Regions from separate parts of the Mus musculus genome. Here region 2 is linked to region 1. A link is a loop called in an ENCODE intact Hi-C map of the cell type or tissue named here. Cell type or tissue: left cerebral cortex. All regions are shown on one strand. Each heading gives the region's core, and the rest is flanking DNA. Links, peaks and the distances in the headings are about the cores only. Region 1 has its middle 4.3 kb from the start of Igsf3. Region 2 overlaps Ptgfrn (prostaglandin F2 receptor negative regulator).

Region 1 (8,523 bases), core at 2,967-6,966:
TCGCCTCCCGCAGCGGCTCAGGCCGTCCTGCTCCCGCCCCGCCCCAGGCCCCGCCCTCCAGCTCCGGCCTGGCCCGCAGCTCCCCGCGAGGCGAGCAAGGGCGAAGGCGGTGGCCTCACGGGGACACGCCCCCGGAACGCCCCGCCCACCGCCCCGGCGCTCTCTGGCTGCACCCGCACGCAGCTGCGGACCACCTGGGATGAGCTGATGGAAAGTTAACCTGGGGTTCGCGCCCCAAGGGCCCCTCCCAAAGCCCAGGCTCCCGGGGACGCGTCTTTCGCCCGGTAAACAATAGCAAAACGCTTCGCTGGAGACTTGAGTCTATTTCTATAACAAACCTCCACATTGTGCTTCACTCTAGCATAATCTGGACCCCAGAGACAGCCTAGGTTCATAGCCTTAGCTTCTGTGTTGCTTAACCTCTCTGTGCCTCAGTCTGCTCATCTGTCACAAAGAGTAAATAAGCTCTGCTTAATAGGGTTGTGTGAGGTGTCCACGTCATTCTTGTAAAGCACTTAGCGGAATGCCTCATATGTCAAAAGCACTCAGTTACAAATGAACTGTCATTAGTTTCTTAACAGTGCTATCCATGCAAGTGGCACCATACTTACTCAATATTATCAAACACAAGGAGCTAAAAACGACTCGTTACAGGAGCAGGTTGGATCGTACTGCCCTTGCAGACTTGTGATCTACTTGGGAACACTAACAGTAGGCCATACATAAATGGTGTGGAATGAACCCATTCCAACACTGTGTTCCTGGGGTGAAGTGCTGGGCTGGGTAAGGCCCAGGAAGCCTTGTCCTAGAGAAAACGGAGTATAAAACCACGGAACAAGGGAGGAGGGGTACAGAGGACAATGATAGGCCCTGGAAACATAACTTTATATGCCCAGAGAAGAAAGATTCAGTACCTATGAGAAAAAGCCCTGTGGGACCCTAACTAGACTGGAGGAAAGACTGACAGGAAGAGTTATAACAAAAAATCGGAAGGGGGGGGGAGGGCTGGGCTTTAAGCTTACGCCCAGGAGAAAGCCCCTGAATGGTTTGAGTAAGGACCTGTAGCAATCAGAGCTCCATTTTAGAAAAAGCACTTGACCTAGGATTGGAGGGTGGGTGGGAGAGTTTTCCCGGAATATTAAAGATGTTGTGGTGGATCATGGCTGAAAAATCCAGGAAATAGAAGTAACCACACAGGCAGCTATGGGAACAGAGAGGCCCTGGCAATCAGGGGGTGGGCTCCATGGAATGTCTAGGTGGGTGTGAGAGAGGCTCAGTGTCTGAGATCAGGATTCAGAGACGGAAGGATGAAGGTTGGAGTTTGAGGGGTCCAAGCCCTTTATCTGACTGACAGCCATGTCCAAAGACGCCACCAGTGGATTTCAGAGCTCAGAGAGGGGCTTACAAAGTGTTTTCATCCTATTGGACGGAGTGACAGCAGACCACTGTACTGAAAGAATGCGTTGATGGGCTGGGAAGATGGCTTGTTTGCTAAAGCGCCTGCCATGGAATCGTGAGGGCCTGAGTTTGGTTCTCAGAATCCATGTTAAAAACAAAACAGAAGAAAAATGTGTCTGATACTTGAGGGACCATGCCTGAGGTTGTTGTCCTCTGGGTTTTCCACACTTGGGCATTTAGATGGACACATATCCATACACAAAATGAATATACTGATAACTCACTCATCCCCCCCCCCCCAATTCAATACCTCTATTGTACAAGACAATGAAGATCTTGCCACAGTGGAGGCCCAGATAACTGTGAAGTCTTTATCTGTCCTTTCCCCTCCCCCATGGCTGTAAATTTCTTGAAGGCAGTCTGCCCCGTAATTATCCTGTATCCCCAAACAACTTTTGGAATTTGATCTGCATATGTAATTGAACTATAAATATTGCCTATCATATCAAATTGAATATTTATCACATATTTAAAGTATTGTATTTTTAAAAATCTCTTGTATGTTACATATTCCCTCTTTACCCCAAGACAACAGTGGTCCTGGTGTCTCTCAGCTCTTCCCTACTGGATCTCTGTGTTTATTTCCTAAACATCGATGTGTGAAGCAATGTCTCTGTTCTCTTAGTACCTTCTTGTGAGAAACACAGACAATGAAACAAGTAAATATATAACACAATGACATGTGTTCTAAAGAAAGTAAGGTGACGGAATAGTGTGTGTGTGTGTGTGTGTGTGTGTGTGTGTGTCTAGTGGGTGAGGTGGGGAGAGGAGTTCTATTCTAGGTGGGATGGTGAAGGAGGATTTCTCAGAGAGGTATTAGAACAGAAACCTGTTTTAGAGTCAGGGAGGAGGAGAAAATGGCAAGGTCTGAAGGAAGAGTCCCAGCTGGAGGAGACAGCATGTGCTAGGCCAGCTAACCTGTTCTGAAATTAAAAGTATTTCTAACATAGCATGAAGAAGAATTGGGAGGAGTGGGATCTGAGAAGCCCAGAGAGAACACAGACCCTAAGACCTTGCGGTCTGGGAAGCACTTCAGGTCATGGGCTACTGAGAAAGGTTAGCCATGGGAACAGAAGAGGAAGGGAGATGACAGGCAGAGGCCTCTGACATGATGCAGGTGAGTTAGGTGAGCGTCAGAGCTTGGCTAAGGGTAGTACATGTGAAAGCTGTAACGGATGGCTGGAGTCTGGGAGCCTCTCAATTGCACTCTCTAAAGAACTGAACATGGAGAGGAGAGAGATGGGGGAGGGAGGGGAGAGAGAGAGAGAGAGAGAGAGAGAGAGAGAGAAGGAGGGAAGGAGGGAGAGAGAGAGAGAGATCAAGGAACCTTCCATATCAGCCAGCTTTAGAGCTCTCTGGCCCTATCAAGCTGCTGTACCCCTTCTCAAAACTCAGTTTCCTGGGTCATCTCCCTGGGCCTCCAATCTTGACCCTTTTCACTCCATAATCCCTTGTCTGTTCCCAGGTTTTCCCTTCTCCATCTTCCCAGATGCAGCCGGTGGCTTTCTCTTTCAGCCTTTGGCCTGCACCACCATAGCAGATTCCCAGCCCTGGGTTCTTTCTACGTCCCATATCTAGGGCTATGCAGAGAATGGTGCTAACTGCTAGACAGGGAGAGAAAGGCACAATTAAAAGAATTCCTTTGTCTCCCAGACTCAGAAGCCATGAGATGAAGTTAGTGTGAGTCGGAACCCGGTGGCCCCTCCAGGGGCTCAGCCGCAGGTTCAAGACTGAGCTGGGCAGGGTCTTTAGGGAAGCAAAGACATCAACAGAAAGGAAGGGCCAGAAGACCAGTCAGGAAATCCACCCTGTGCCGCCACCACCAACCACCCCATCCCCCCACCACCCCCAGCCCAGCCTCCACCCAATCCATCCACCGCCCCACCCCCATCTGCACATTAGTGGCTTGCTTCACAACGCTTTACAATTCAACTTCCAGTCCTCTCCTGAATTGGTCTGGAACAAGGCTGGTACTTTGGAGCCTTGGAAGACCCCTTCATCTCCATCAGAGAGCTCAACACAGATGGAGCCAGATGAAAAAAAACAGTAACGAGGATAGTTGGGATGGGGCACACTGAAGACAGAGCCTAAGAGTCTCAACCAAGGACAACCACTGGACGTGAAGGATCCCGGTCCCTGAATTTCCTACTTCAAGAGAGTCAGGAACTCTAGACTTTCCTAGAATCCTTCCTGATTTCTAATTCTTTTAAACGTTTATTATTTTGTGTGCATGTGTGGAGATCGAAGAACAACGTATAGGAGCCATTTTTCTCCTCTACCGTGTGTGTTCTGGATGTCACACTCAGGTCATGGGGACTGGCAGCAAACCCCCTTGCCCACTAAACCGTATCAACAGCCAAAGTTGAAAATTAGCGTGTTCTTCATTGTTGCTTTGGCAATCCTGGGGACTGAATAGCACCACCCACACACTAGGCAAGTACTCTACCACTGATATATACCCACAGACCCCTTTTGATTTTGAGTCAGGGGTACTAGGTTACCCACTCTGATCTAGAATCGCCTGAGGCTCCTGAGTAGCTGAGGTTGCAAGCTTGCCTGCCCCACAGACCCAGTGTTTAAATCAAATGCTGTGGGGAACAAAATTTATTATTGGGTAAGGTATGACCAAGAGATTCTGTAAGTTTGCGTCTTCCAGATCCACAGACCGTTACAATCAAAAAGGATCAATTATAAATTAAAACAGCAAAAAGTTCGAGTTTTAAGGAAAAACATACAGGGTTGTCTTCTGAAGTCATCCTGTCACATGAAAGAAAGTTGGGGGCCAAGCATTTTGTTTAAAGATAAGCAGACACAGACTAAGCCCCACCCCCACCCCTACCTCCCACCCCTCCACTGTTAGTGCGGACTGCTCTTCAATGGGCTAGTAAGTGTCCTGTGAAAAGAGCAGAGAGCCTCCTACCTCACACAGCTCAGCCTAAGCGAAGCTCGACGTGTGTGCCGAACAGTTCTCCCGAAAGTCAGCCTTCCTCAGTGATTACCCTCCTACACAGACAAGGATCCCCGGAGATGAGACTAGGAATAGCTTACACTGGCTGCCATCTGTCTTCCAACACACGGAGACTGTAATATCTTGAGACCAGGGTAGAGAGTGGGTAGTCCCCAAAGGCTTCGCCCACAGGTGGGTGCTCAGAACCTGGGGTGCGCCACCTAGCGTTACAGAAGTGAGTAGGTTTGCCTCCGGGAGCTCTGATGGCTGGATTATCCCAGAGGGCAAGTCTGGTTTTTTTGAGAGAACATTCTCCATTCTCCACAAAACTGAGCTTGCTTCTTTCATTCCTGATAGAGAACAGTGCTTCTAAAAGATAACGCAGGTGCCCAGGTCCACGTTTATTAACACCTAACTCTTTGTCAAGCTGTTTTGTTTTGTTTTGTTTTGAGATAGGTTCTTACTCTGTATCCCAGACTTCCTGGAACTCACTACGTGGTCCACGTTAACCTCGAACTTGAAGCAGTTCTTATGCCCCAAGTGCAAGGATTTCGAGTGTGAGCCTCCATTCTCAGCTATTTATCCTTTGTGGCCCGAGGTTCCTCTTTATAAATGTGGGCTACAGTAGAAGCCACCCTCAAGTGAGGTTGCAAGTGTTAGTGGTCTGATGAGTGGAAAGAACCTATGCCTCACGAACTATTCTCTATACTTCCGTGTACTGACCAGCCTCCAATGTGCAATGGGCCCAGAGGCAGAAATTCCAGCTTCCCATCCAGACGTTGATACTTAAGTGATGCTCTAAGAACCCTCTGGACCCCAACTTCTGCAAAATGAGGTTGCTTATACTAGCTAGAGAGTCTTAAACTGACTATGCATGAGCTACTGCAGACACAGTTAAAAGTATAGGTTCAATGGGTGGTGGTGGCGAACACCTTTAATCCCAGCATTCAGAGGCAGAGGCAGGCTGATCTCTAAGTTCAAAGCCAGCCTGGTCTACAGAGTCAGCGCCAGGGCTACATAGAGAAACCCTGTCTCATAAAACCAAAACAAGTACAGGTCCCCTGGCCAATCTAGAAGATTCTGTTTCTCAAGAGCTGATTGAAACTTGGCTTCAGAAGACTTTTAAAGGCCAAAACATTGGGATGTGCTGGCTATGGATTGAATGTGATTCCTTGAAAATTGGCTGCCAGTGGCATACTGTTGAGAGGTTGTGGGACCATGAAGAGGTAATTAGATCATGGGTCTCCACTTCTATGAGGGGGTCATATCACAGGAACGAAAGCAGGCTGCGTAAAGCTCGCTGCTTGCCCTCTAGCTCTGTCTCCCACAAAAGCTTTGTGGCACATTCCCGTTCCCACTCCCACTCTACTTTGTCAACACGTACATATGTCACAGGACCCTCACCAGAAGCCCATGTCAATGCCACTGTCTTAGATCCCCAAAACCACAAGCTAAATGAAAAAATTTCAATCATCCAGTCCTTTTTTATCCCCTGATAGTGGTGGGGGGTATATGCCTCACTATATAAACCAAGCTGTCTTCAAACTCACAAAAATCCACCTGGCTCTGCCTCCTGAGTGCTGGGATTAAGGGTGCATGTGGCTGTCTTTTGCTACTTTGTGGGTTCTTCTTTCTTCCTCCCTTCTCCACCCTTTCAATCCCCAAACACTAGATAGGAGAGAAAAAGGAAAAAAGGCAGTGTTATCGTTAGACTACTTCCTGCTGATTTGGGGCAAGTTTGATCTTCAACATCAGGATATTTATATTCTTTCTTCTCCTTCTCTTCCTCCTCCTCCTCCTCCTCCTCCTCCTCCTCCTCCTCCTCCTCCTTTTCTTCTTCACACATGACTTCTTAAACCTCTAACAGCAGCAACCAACCACCAACCCACTACCTGCTCTCGGGGCCCTAACATTTATATACCCTCTGAAAAGTCCCTAGGTTTCCAAATGTCACACAATTGCAAAAACTGTCTGCAGCTGGCAAATTCACGCCCCTGCTAGAGCATGAAGCATCGGAGTTGCTGTGGACAGTCTGAAGCAGCCCCACATCCTACACCTGGGATTAAAAGGAAAACACATTCTTATAGTGTTTCTGTGGTTTTTTTTTTTTAAAAAAGCAACCGATATTTCAAAATTGTCACTACAGGTGTGTGCCACTGGTTTATCACGTAGCCTGGTTTATCACGTAGTCTTAGGAGGTATTTTACAGCAATGGAAAGACTGAAAACAGATTGCCAATCACATCCTCTCTGGTTTGACTTAAGGAGCCCTCTCGGTTACATAGCATCACCTGGAGCCAAAAAATCAAAAAAGCCAGTGTTAGTCCCAAGTATAGTCTAGAGAACATCCTTGCTCCCAGCCTCAAACATTGAGCATTTGATCGGTCCCTGTACTGGCTGGTTTTGTGTGTCAATTTGACACAGGCTGGAGTTATCACAGAGAAAGGAGCTTCAGTTGGGGAAATGCCTCCACAAGATCCAGCTGTAAGGCATTTTCTCAACTAGTGATCAAGGGGGAAAGGCCCCTTGTGGGTGGGACCATCTCTGGGCTGGTAGTCTTGGGTTCTATAAGAGAGCAGGCTGAGCAAGCCGGAGGAAGCAAGCCAGTAAAGAACATCTTTCCATGGTTCTGCATCAGCTCCTGCTTTCTGACCTGCTTGAGTTCCAGTCCTGCATCCTTTGGTGATCAACAGCAGTATGGAAATGTAAGCTGAATAAACCCTTTCCTCCCCAACTTGCTTCTTGGTCATGATGTTTGTGCAGGAATAGAAACCCTGACTAAGACAGTCCCCGTTCCCGAATCACAATCTCAGCATATCCTCTTTTGTTTTGTTTGTAACCTAACAGCCTTAGATCACCTCCTTAGTACACCCAGCTCTTCCCTTTGTGAGATTCCTCCCTTTGCTAAAATACTGGAGAGGCCCTAGAGGCTGCGGGTAGGCTAGACGCCACGCTGCTTGTCATGTCAAGAGTGACTTCCCGGCATTAGATTGGCTGATCCCCAAGCTTTCTCTGCTCCGCGTCGCAGGGCTGCTGGGCTGAGTGCCCATGCTGGCTGCCACTTTCAGCCATGCCGTGGTCCAGGTGAAGAACTCTGAAGAATTTTGTCTTGGTCTCTCTGGTAAGGAAAAAACCTTGGATCACAATGCCTCTCCTTGTACACAGGGGGGTGTATCAGCACAGGTCTGGGATTTCTAAGAATCCCAACCTTGAGTGCAAAGCCTAGCAGAACCTTTGGATGGGGTGATTTTTCTGAGACATCTGTTACCCCATGATCGCCAGGGCTGTCTGGGCTGATTTGGCTGGCATGCTGCCTCTCCCCGTAAAAGAGTGCAAAGACTTTGGCAAAACCTCCCCCAAATATACATGAGCCTGGCTGACAGTTTCAAAGTTCACTTGCAAGTTAATTATTTGGAACTCGGAGCATATTTTCCCATAACAGTAATATGATAGATGCCGATTATATTTCCAGAATGACATGCAAGTGTGCTTAACCCTTCACATGCCTAAATGTTGTTGCCTATTGAAGAAGGGGAAAAGAAGCAGCGAACCAACAATGGAGTTGAAACATCAGGAATTCAATAATACTGGTAAATAACACAGATGCAAGACAGTCATCTTTTGAAAAGGAGAAAGACTAAATATTCAGTTTCCTGAGAACAGTGCTCTATGTCCTGGGGTGTTTAAGAAGGCAGTCCTAGGGGCTGGAGAGATCACTCAGCAGTTATGAGCACCGCTGCTCTTCAGAGGACCCACATTTGGTTTGGGCCAAACCCTACATCAGGCAATTCACAGCTACCTGTGCTTCTGGGATCCAATGCCTTCTTCTGGCTTCCACTGATACCCACAGCATGCAGCATACAGACGCACAGAGGTACACACATACAGAAACATAGAAATCTTAATGAAAACAAAATGAAACAAAAATGGCTGTCTTGATTTCTATCCCTGTGGGACTCTGTTTCTGTGTGCTTCTCTGTTTATTATGTCTTCCCAGGAGGATGGAAGCTCGGGGTACCTAGTTCTGTCTTGCCTGGTTCTCCAGGGTATGCTCAACATTGAAAATCAAGGCTAGTGCACAGCCTGTGCTCAACAAATGCTAGTCAAATGAATCAGTAA
Region 2 (8,523 bases), core at 1,684-5,683, 270 kb after region 1:
ACTTGAGAGTCAGGATCTGTCAGTCATTCAGATCTTGGGAAAGGCTCAGTTATTTTCTCCTTATAGATGATGAGGAACTAGGTGCCCAGAGTTGTGAAACAACATGTTCAGTCATAGCAGGACTCCATCCCGCGGGTGCTAAGGATCAGCTGACCGTTGTTCACTGTGCCCGTGTGCTGCCCATTGTTTGAGATTTAGATGAAGAAAAGATGATCGTGGTCAGAATACAAAGCTGGAATTAAAAATAGGATCAGGGGTGTGTGTGTGGCCCAGGTGCAATGCAGAAGGGAGTAATGGTGTCAGCATGCACCTCTCAGATGTGACAACCTGCAACCTTGCAGGTCCTCATTGCCCGCTCAGAGGAATGGGGCTCAGACAAAGCCTGTTGCTGCTCCACAGGGCACCGCGTCAGGAGGAAGGCTCGCAGGAGAAACACGCGTGAATCCCTCTAGCTTAAACAGCCTTTGAAGTGCTGTGGTCTTCAGAGATTTCTTGGCACTTATTTCAGTCTTGTTAACAGAATTCCTGTATCTGCCAAGCTGATTAATGCCTGCCCTGGCTATAATTATTCTTATTAGCCTGCTGGATAGGAGCGGTAGTTGTCAGTGATATTCCTTACAAGGCAGTCGGGCTAGGCGGCTTTTATATGGCTATTTGGTTTTAGTGATGAGCTGCTGAGCTGATTTTTCTCCTATAGATGATTCTATATGTATGGATTGGCGCTGCGTCTGGCAGGGAATAAAGTGTGGGCTTGTCTGTTGGAGTGTGTCTGTGTCTCACTTTATCAAATGAAGTTGGTAGAAGCTGTCAGGACCAGTTCATAGCTGTTTGCTTTAATTGCATTGGTTTCTTTAAGGCAGGACTGCTGGGCCATTTGACTCTGCTATGGGAAAATCACTCGAACTGGCAAAAAAATTCTAAATAATTTATCTTCTGGAAAAGGCGAAATGCTAGAGTTGGCAGAGTTGGTGGTGGTTACCCCCTTTATCCTCCAACACACACACATACACACACATACACACACACACACACACACACACACACACACACACAAACTGTAGTATTGGGGAAGGAGCAGACTCAGACCCAGTGGCAAATGCATCACATACCAGCAGTGTGATTCCCAGGAGACAAGACAATGGAAATGCGTGTTTATGCTCTTTGAATGTTTATTTCACTCAGTGTTCCCTGAGTGTTTGTGCTGGGTGACGGAGTCGCTACGTGGCATGACTCAAGTTTAAGCATTCCAAGGCTCTACCTGCAGCCTGTTTTACACCTCTGCGAGCAGCTGGAACGTGGAAGCGTTAGCATCACCTGGAATGTTTCAGGGGACCGAGGGACCGCGCTTCGGATGCTGTTCTGTTTTGGGTGAATCTGGCTGAGAACATTAAAGAGCGAAGTCGTGCTCACAGGTTCAAGGTTCATTGCAGAAGGCGTGCTGCCATGGAATCTAAATGACATAGAAGCACTTTGCTGCCGGATAGGTTACTTCTCAGACTCTAAAAGCGATCATGAGCCAAGAAGATGTTGGAAACGGCTCTTCCTTGTTCTTGTTTAAAGCTGGAGTCGGCCAGCACTTTGCAGCCTGTGGGCCAGGGTAAGGAATCCCTGTCGGTTTCATGAGGGTTGCAGATGCATCAGGATTTCTGGTGTGTGGGCCCTGGGAGCTCATGATCAGAGGCCACCTCCAGGCCCTTGAGCCTGCGTGTGCAGTGGTAAAGGCGAGCAGATACCACTTTCACCTAGGGATCCTCAGCACTCCATCCCTTCCTCTGCATGAGCGGTTTGAAGGTGGAAATGGAGTCAGATTTGCTAGTGTCTACTGGTAATCTCAGTTTTGGGAGGCAGAAGCAGGAAGATTGAGAGTTCAAGGCTAGCTTAGGCTGTCTAGCAAGACTTTAGGGGGAAAAAGCAAAGAAAGAAAGAAGGAAGGAAGGAGGAAGGGAAGAAGGCAAGCAGCTAGTGACACATGCATGGTGTGCAGCTCATTTGTGACCCTGAGCCAGTGTCATTTACGTAGACCGGGCATCTTGAGTGCTGAGGCGTCTGAAGTGAGCAGAGCAGGGCAATTCAGCTCTACCCTACATGGCAGCACAAGGTGTATTAGATGTGGGATTAGGACCTTCACAGAAAGTGGGTGAAAGAGTTGGGTTGGCAGCAGGTGAGCAGGGAAAGTTCTAGAAGTCGTCATCAGAGGATTGGGCAAAGAGCCAGCAGAGCATCCTATTGGGAAGGAAGCAGAGCCGAGTGGGAGCTGGCTGGCTGAACAGGGAGTGGAGGCGGAAAGTGCTGCAGCAAACCAGAAGGATGGAGAGAAAAGTGTGGGCCTGGTGTGGAGGTTCGTGGTGAGCGCAGCCCGCACGAGGTTGCCCTTGGGCTCGGGACACTAAAGTTTGACTGTGTAGTAAAGGTGGGGTTGAGAACAAGAGCTCAGGGGTGAGCAGGTAAGGATGTTCGTGACTCAGAGGCTGTCACCGGCCTCTCCAGGGGTGCCAAGTTAGAAGAACACTTCGAGGTGGTACCTGTTCAGTAGGATCCGGGAGACACCAGCATGTGGAAGAGCCGCCTGGGGAACGGGCTGGAGAGGGACTCCACAGCACAGGGACAGTGAGGTTGGAGCTCAGGAAGAGTCCCTGGCTCTGCATGGTCCAGAGATGAGGAGGTGCAGGCAGAGTTTGGGAGGAGTGGTGTAGTGTGGAGCACGGTCCCTGCATCCTCTTAGCTGGTGCCACTCTAGAATGTCACCATTGTTCCCAGACATTGTAGGGAGAAGTTTTCTGTATGTCTCATTTCTTCTTTGCATGTTTAAAGTTTCTGGGTGTTATCTAATGTCTGGATCAGTAGAGTTAACTTACTCCCAGATGGCTATTTTTATGTGTTCTGAGTGTGTATGCATGCATGTGTGTCTATGGTGTGTGCGTGTCTGTGTCTGTGTGTGTGTTTATGTGTGTGTCTGTGACTCGATGGCCTGTAAGCCCCAGGCCATCTATCTTTACCACTCTGGTCCTGGGGTTACAAATGTGCATCATGCCTGGCTTTTTACATGAGCGCTAGGAATCAGACTCAGGTCTTCTTGGTTGCATAGCAAGCACTTCGTTTACTGAGCCAGCTCATTGGCTCCCTTGGGTGACTCTTTGAAAAATTATAAAAAATAAAAAAAAAATTTAAAAAGAAAAAAAAGAAAAGAGTAAAGGAAAGAAAAGTGGTGGTGGACATCCCACCCAAGACTTGGTGCACGCTAGGCAAGTGCTCTACCTCTGAGCACCAGGCTCTGCCCATCTCTTTTCTGTTTATAGTACCTAAGAAGCCTTCAGTGATTTGTTACAGACACCCATTACACGTATGTTTTTAAAACTGTTTCTATACCTAGTACCCTTCCCATCCCACCCCAACTCTGGGTTGAAAATGACCTCCATGGAGAACAAAGACTGGGTTTAGGCTTTGGAACCAACCCTCCTTCGAACTCAGCCTCTTGCACTGTGGACCTTAGACAAGTTTCTCTGCTACTTTGAACCTCACTTTCCATCTCTGGAAAATGGGCAGAATTCCTCTCTTGTAGGATTGTCATCAGTGTAAAAATTATGTTTAAGATGCAGATGTTCCAGTCAGTGCATATACATTTCTAGTGTGGCCTGGGAGCACAGCTGCACCTGGACTCTCCCGATCCAGTTTAGTGTGCTGAGTCTGAATTGTCATTTGAGCAGGATTCCTAGGAGGCCTGGGTGCTCTAATGAGTGGGGTATTCTAGTCTGCAAGGAGGCTTAGCACACAGAATAGACGGCAGCATGGCTTTCCCAGTGAGTGCTGAGGTAAAGGTCATGGTCAGAGGCAGTGAGCACTGTGGGTTAGTGCTAGGCTTGCTGGATGTGGGAGGCATGAGTTAGCACTGAAGGACGGGGTAGTGTGGGCATACGGCGGAAGCTGCCAGCCTGCTTTTGTGTTTAATCCACCAAATTTGGCTCGTAGGAGGAATGACATCATGCCTTTCCATGGAATGAGGTTAGAAGGATGGGGGACCAAGGACTCGGAGCCTCGGAGAACATCACAGGGAAGGGTGGCCAAGGAGGTCAAGTAGGACAGACAGGTGAATGAGACTTCAAGGCTTGATGGCTCTGCAGAAGGCTTTGAGGGTCCACAGTCTAGAATCTCCAACAGAGAATCTGTGGGGTGATAGATGGGACAGCCGCTCATCAAGTAAGCATTTAACCAGAGCCTTTCTGCTGCTTTGGTCAGTTTAGTGCTAATACCAGACTAGGGTTGCCCTCGGATGCTTAGGCAAGAGCCGTGTGACTTCCTAGAAGCCTCCATCCTGGGTATGGAAGGAAATGGTGACAACTGCTGACTGTGATACCCTGGGGGCCAGGGAGTAACCAATGTAAGAGCTCTCTAGGAGCCCCTTGCCACCTTCTCTGTGATGGTTGGCTCCTAGCAGGCATTGCACTTTCCACGTATTGACCTGTTGAGTAGGCTTTGTAACCACACCAGGTTGGTTGTGTTCTTATCCCCACCATTAGATGAAGAGACTGAGGCACCTGTGAGGTAAATTGCTCAGGGTCATATTGTAAGTGACAGAACTGCAGGAACTAAAGCTCACACATCATTCGGATGGATCTCTGCACTTAGGAAGGAGTTGATACAAGCAGCTAACATGCGCTAACAACCCTCTCACTGTCTTTTAAGACCAGAGGCTTGGATTCTGGCCTTGTTCTGTCTCCTCACTTGTTTCTTGACCTTGAACAAATTGCTGAGTAGCTCTTAGCCTCAGTAATAAGGATTAGTTTAGCTGGTTCTGAAAGGCTCCCCTTCTATCTTCAGACTTCTTTGAGCATGCCGACTCCTGCCGCGGGCCATATGGGCCTCTTGGTTGGCCCTGGCTTTGCTGGCCTGTTGCCATCTTCCCCAGCACTGCTCAGGTCTGCAGCCCATGCCTTGGTGGTGTTTCTCACTGGCTTGGGGCTGGCCAATGGTTGGTGCCACCAAGACTGGATATTGTCTGCTCGTCTCGCCACCGTGTATCAGCAACTACTCCTCATCCCAGCCCATTTCCTGTGCTGTGAGATGGTGTCTCTTTCTAGGTTCTCTAGAGTTCTGGGGTAGTTCTCACCAGGACAACTGGGCTTCCAAACTGATTGTTAGGTTTAAAAAAAAAAGGAAAAAATCCTTATAGCACTTTAAAGTGGCCCACGCTTAACTGTATTACTGACTTCTATTTGTAGTTGGTGGAAGTTTACACTGAGGATATATGATGTTAGGAGGTTGGAACTGTGGGACTAAGTCTCAGCCTTCAGAAATGTAACTGGTATTGTTTTCTACCTTTATCCTTCAGGTCTCCTACGGAGCCTGATTGATGGCTCTGCCCTACAGGAGTGTGTTTGCACTTGTACATGTTCCCAGCCGGTGCCCTCTCCCTGTTTATCCCCCCTCTCCCTCTCTCCTTTACTGCTCTCTGCTTCCCTCCCCCTTTCCACCCACACTGACTTCAAATTCATGGTCTTCCTGCTTCAGCCTCCCAGGTTCTAGGATTGCAAGCCTGTATCACTGTGTGCCTAGTGCAGCAGGAAGGGATATGGATATTTAGATGTGTCTAAACATTGACACCCTTCCTAAAGGGGTAGCAGAGTTCCAATTCTGACACACCTTCCTCCCACATGACCTAGTAAGCTAAGTGTTACCTGGTGTTTCCCGGGCACTTTCTTCTCTCTTGGCTGAAATTTGGCATATTGCTGGATACCATCCCACTGAGGGATGCAACCCAGAAAGCTTGTGAGATACTGGTAGGGACCTGTGCTTCTGGACTATGGCTTGAAGGACTGCCTGTGGCCCAGTCCTCCCTGGATGCTTTGAGGTGCAGTTAAGTTCAGCAATGCTATCCTACTTGCCCATATGCTGATATTGACTAGGAGAGACCCTTTTAGGGGTGAATTCTGTTAGCTAAGTAGCTTGCTACTTTGCTCTATTCTAGAGCTGATGGGGTGGGCCATGCTTTCTAAATACACTGTTTCCCTGGCTGACCAGGAACAGCATCAGACTTGGTGTGGATCCAGGGTGTTGCCTCTTAGCTTATATTGCAGTGAAGAATTTCTTTTTTTAAAAAAAAGCACTTGGCACAGCTATTCGTTTTTCCATTTTCTGAAAGCTGGAACATCCAAATGTTTTTTTATTTATTAGGAGACATTACAGTCTGTCATCCTTGATTGAGAAATCCATACAGTAAATCCAAGTTAAGACAACGATGCCTGACCGAGGGCTGGATACATGGCGGGTACTTTGTCATATTAGTCCGTGGGCCCGGCCGTGGCTTTAGAAGGGACAGATGATTTGTGCCTCACTGCTAGTCTCCTTTGCAGTACCAGGGATTCCTGCTTTCCCTCTGCAGCACCGGGGAATGTTTACCATGTTCCCAACACTGTGACACATGACAAAGGAATTAAGAAAGGCAGTCCCAAGAAGAAATGGAGCCAGTTGTAACTGAACAGAGGGGTGGATCCTTCATGCTTTTAAGGATCGGAGTGAATGAGTTATTAGATGGCTGTGCATATGGGGCTGTCAGAATTAAAGGGGTAGATCTTGGACCAGGAGCTGTTATCATGGGAAATGTTCGCAGAGCAGGTGGGCCAGCGAGTGCCAAGGTGTTCAGGTAGGAAAATGACCACGGGAGGAGATGAACATGGCTAGCCCGGCATCCCATTTAGGGATTAGCTGACTTAAGCTAGGAAAGTAAGACTCCTCAGGGGCTGTGGATATTAAATTCTGGGCAGGGAGTGGGTGGAGAGGAAGACTGTTGCAAAGTCACCCTGAAAGGTGTTGGCAGCAGCTTCAGTGCCCACAGAGCAGCCCTAGCCACATGCACACACGGCACATGAAGCCTTCTGGGACTTCCAGGAAGCAAGGCTGTTAAATGAAGGTGATAAGTCAGGCCATACGCCTATTTTTGGTTGTTTCTTACAAGGAAAACAGCTCACCAAACAATTCCTGATGTTCCCCTTAGGTCGTTTAACACAGTGTTTCTTCAAAGGACTGTCACCCGGAGAAGAGGCACAGGTAAGTTTTAGAGGAAGGATGGGATGTTAGCAGGCTTTCTGCGGAAACAAGGTTTACGTAGTCATGTAGCTTATTCATTGGAGTCCCACTTTAATAACCATTTATTCCCACAAACAGGTTTATCTGAAATATCAGTATGAGTCCCAGAAAGTACTTGGTACATCAGTAATGGGGAAGTTCTTCTCTTCAGGCACCCCTGGAGGGTCACAGAGGCAGGGAGGGTTTTTGTTCATCTCAGTGTGCAGCAGCGTGAGTCTTTGTATGGTTGGATTTACGTACATGCTTAGAAAGCATCTGTGGGATATGTGCGTATTATATAGTGTTTATATGGCGATCATACACACATATACAGATGTACATACAATGCATACATGTACATACACCACACATGCACACACCACACATGCATACATACCACACACATGCACACAAACACATACCACACAATGCACACACATATGTTCACACACATGCACACACATCACACAATGCACACACATGCACACACACATGCACACACACCACACATATGCACACACATTCACACACACATGCACACACACCACACATATGCACACACACCACACATATGCACACACATTCACACACACATGCACACACACCACACACATGCACACACATTCATACACACATGCACACACACCACACATATGCACACACATGCATATACACACGGTAAGAAAGTCTCCATCCTTCCTGTGGAATGCCTCTGTTCATCTCTTGGCAGCTTGCATGTAAGACACACCCCTCATAGATTCTCAGTATGTATTGTCCCTTTACTGTCCCCACCCCTTCCTCTCTTTGTGGGGTTGGCATAGCCTCTCCCATCGTACAACAGCATCTGCTACCCCCACTCCACTTCCAAGACTCCTCCTAGTGTTCACAGTGAAGAGAACAGACTTCCTTCACACCAGTGCTTGTTTCCAGCACCTTGTGGCTGGGTTGGTCCCAACCACAGACCGTCTGCTTGTCATCACTGTTGTAGCAGGCAGCCAGCTCTGAGCCACGTCTCAGGGTAGGACAGTGAAGCTGCTGCCTGAAGCCCATGCCACGTCTCACTGTCTGCCTCACTCAAGCCATTATTTATTATCTACCCTGTGCCAGTCATTATTCTAGAACCTGGGGCACATAAGGACATAGACACGGTCCCTTGATTCCATAGCTGACAGGTTTGACATCAGTGGAGAGAGAGTTGGCATCGGAGCCATGCCCAGCGATTGTTAAAGGCTGAAAGTTTAGGAGAGTTCACGGAAGTTGGAGAGCATTCTGCTACTTCAGACAGAGGAGCTTCGGCAGAAAGGCTAAGAAGGCAGGTGTGCTGCTTTGCTCTTTGGTGTCACTGCCAGGGTCACCCCTGGCTCTGTGCATGCCTTTCTAAAGGCTTTAGTGGCATGTCTAAGAGAGAGCCTTTCATTAAGGCGCTGAAGCACTTGGGTACCTGGTTGTTACTACCGCAAAGTG

What was found. Peaks named below come from ENCODE experiments on the same cell type or tissue, not always from the same donor. Only the 100,000 strongest peaks of a DNase experiment are listed, where the experiment ranks them.
Region 2: it touches region 1 in a loop (1.8-fold over the local background); 1 of 42 quality-filtered maps calls a loop at or near these places.

What each region holds. Positions count from the first base shown.
Region 1 is chr3:101,368,595-101,377,117 of GRCm38, reverse strand. It overlaps a transcript of Igsf3 not described here. Among named protein-coding and RNA genes, the nearest start is that of Igsf3, 4.3 kb to the left of the region's middle. In left cerebral cortex, for the core only: a CTCF peak has its summit at 4,631; a DNase peak (open chromatin) is centred at 4,537.
Region 2 is chr3:101,097,704-101,106,226 of GRCm38, reverse strand. The region is part of intron 1 of Ptgfrn (prostaglandin F2 receptor negative regulator); the gene reads left to right. Among named protein-coding and RNA genes, the nearest start is that of Gm52612, 7.0 kb to the left of the region's middle. In left cerebral cortex, for the core only: no CTCF peak of the experiment used is centred there; DNase peaks (open chromatin) are centred at 2,254 and 3,931; H3K27ac peaks cover 1,880 bases.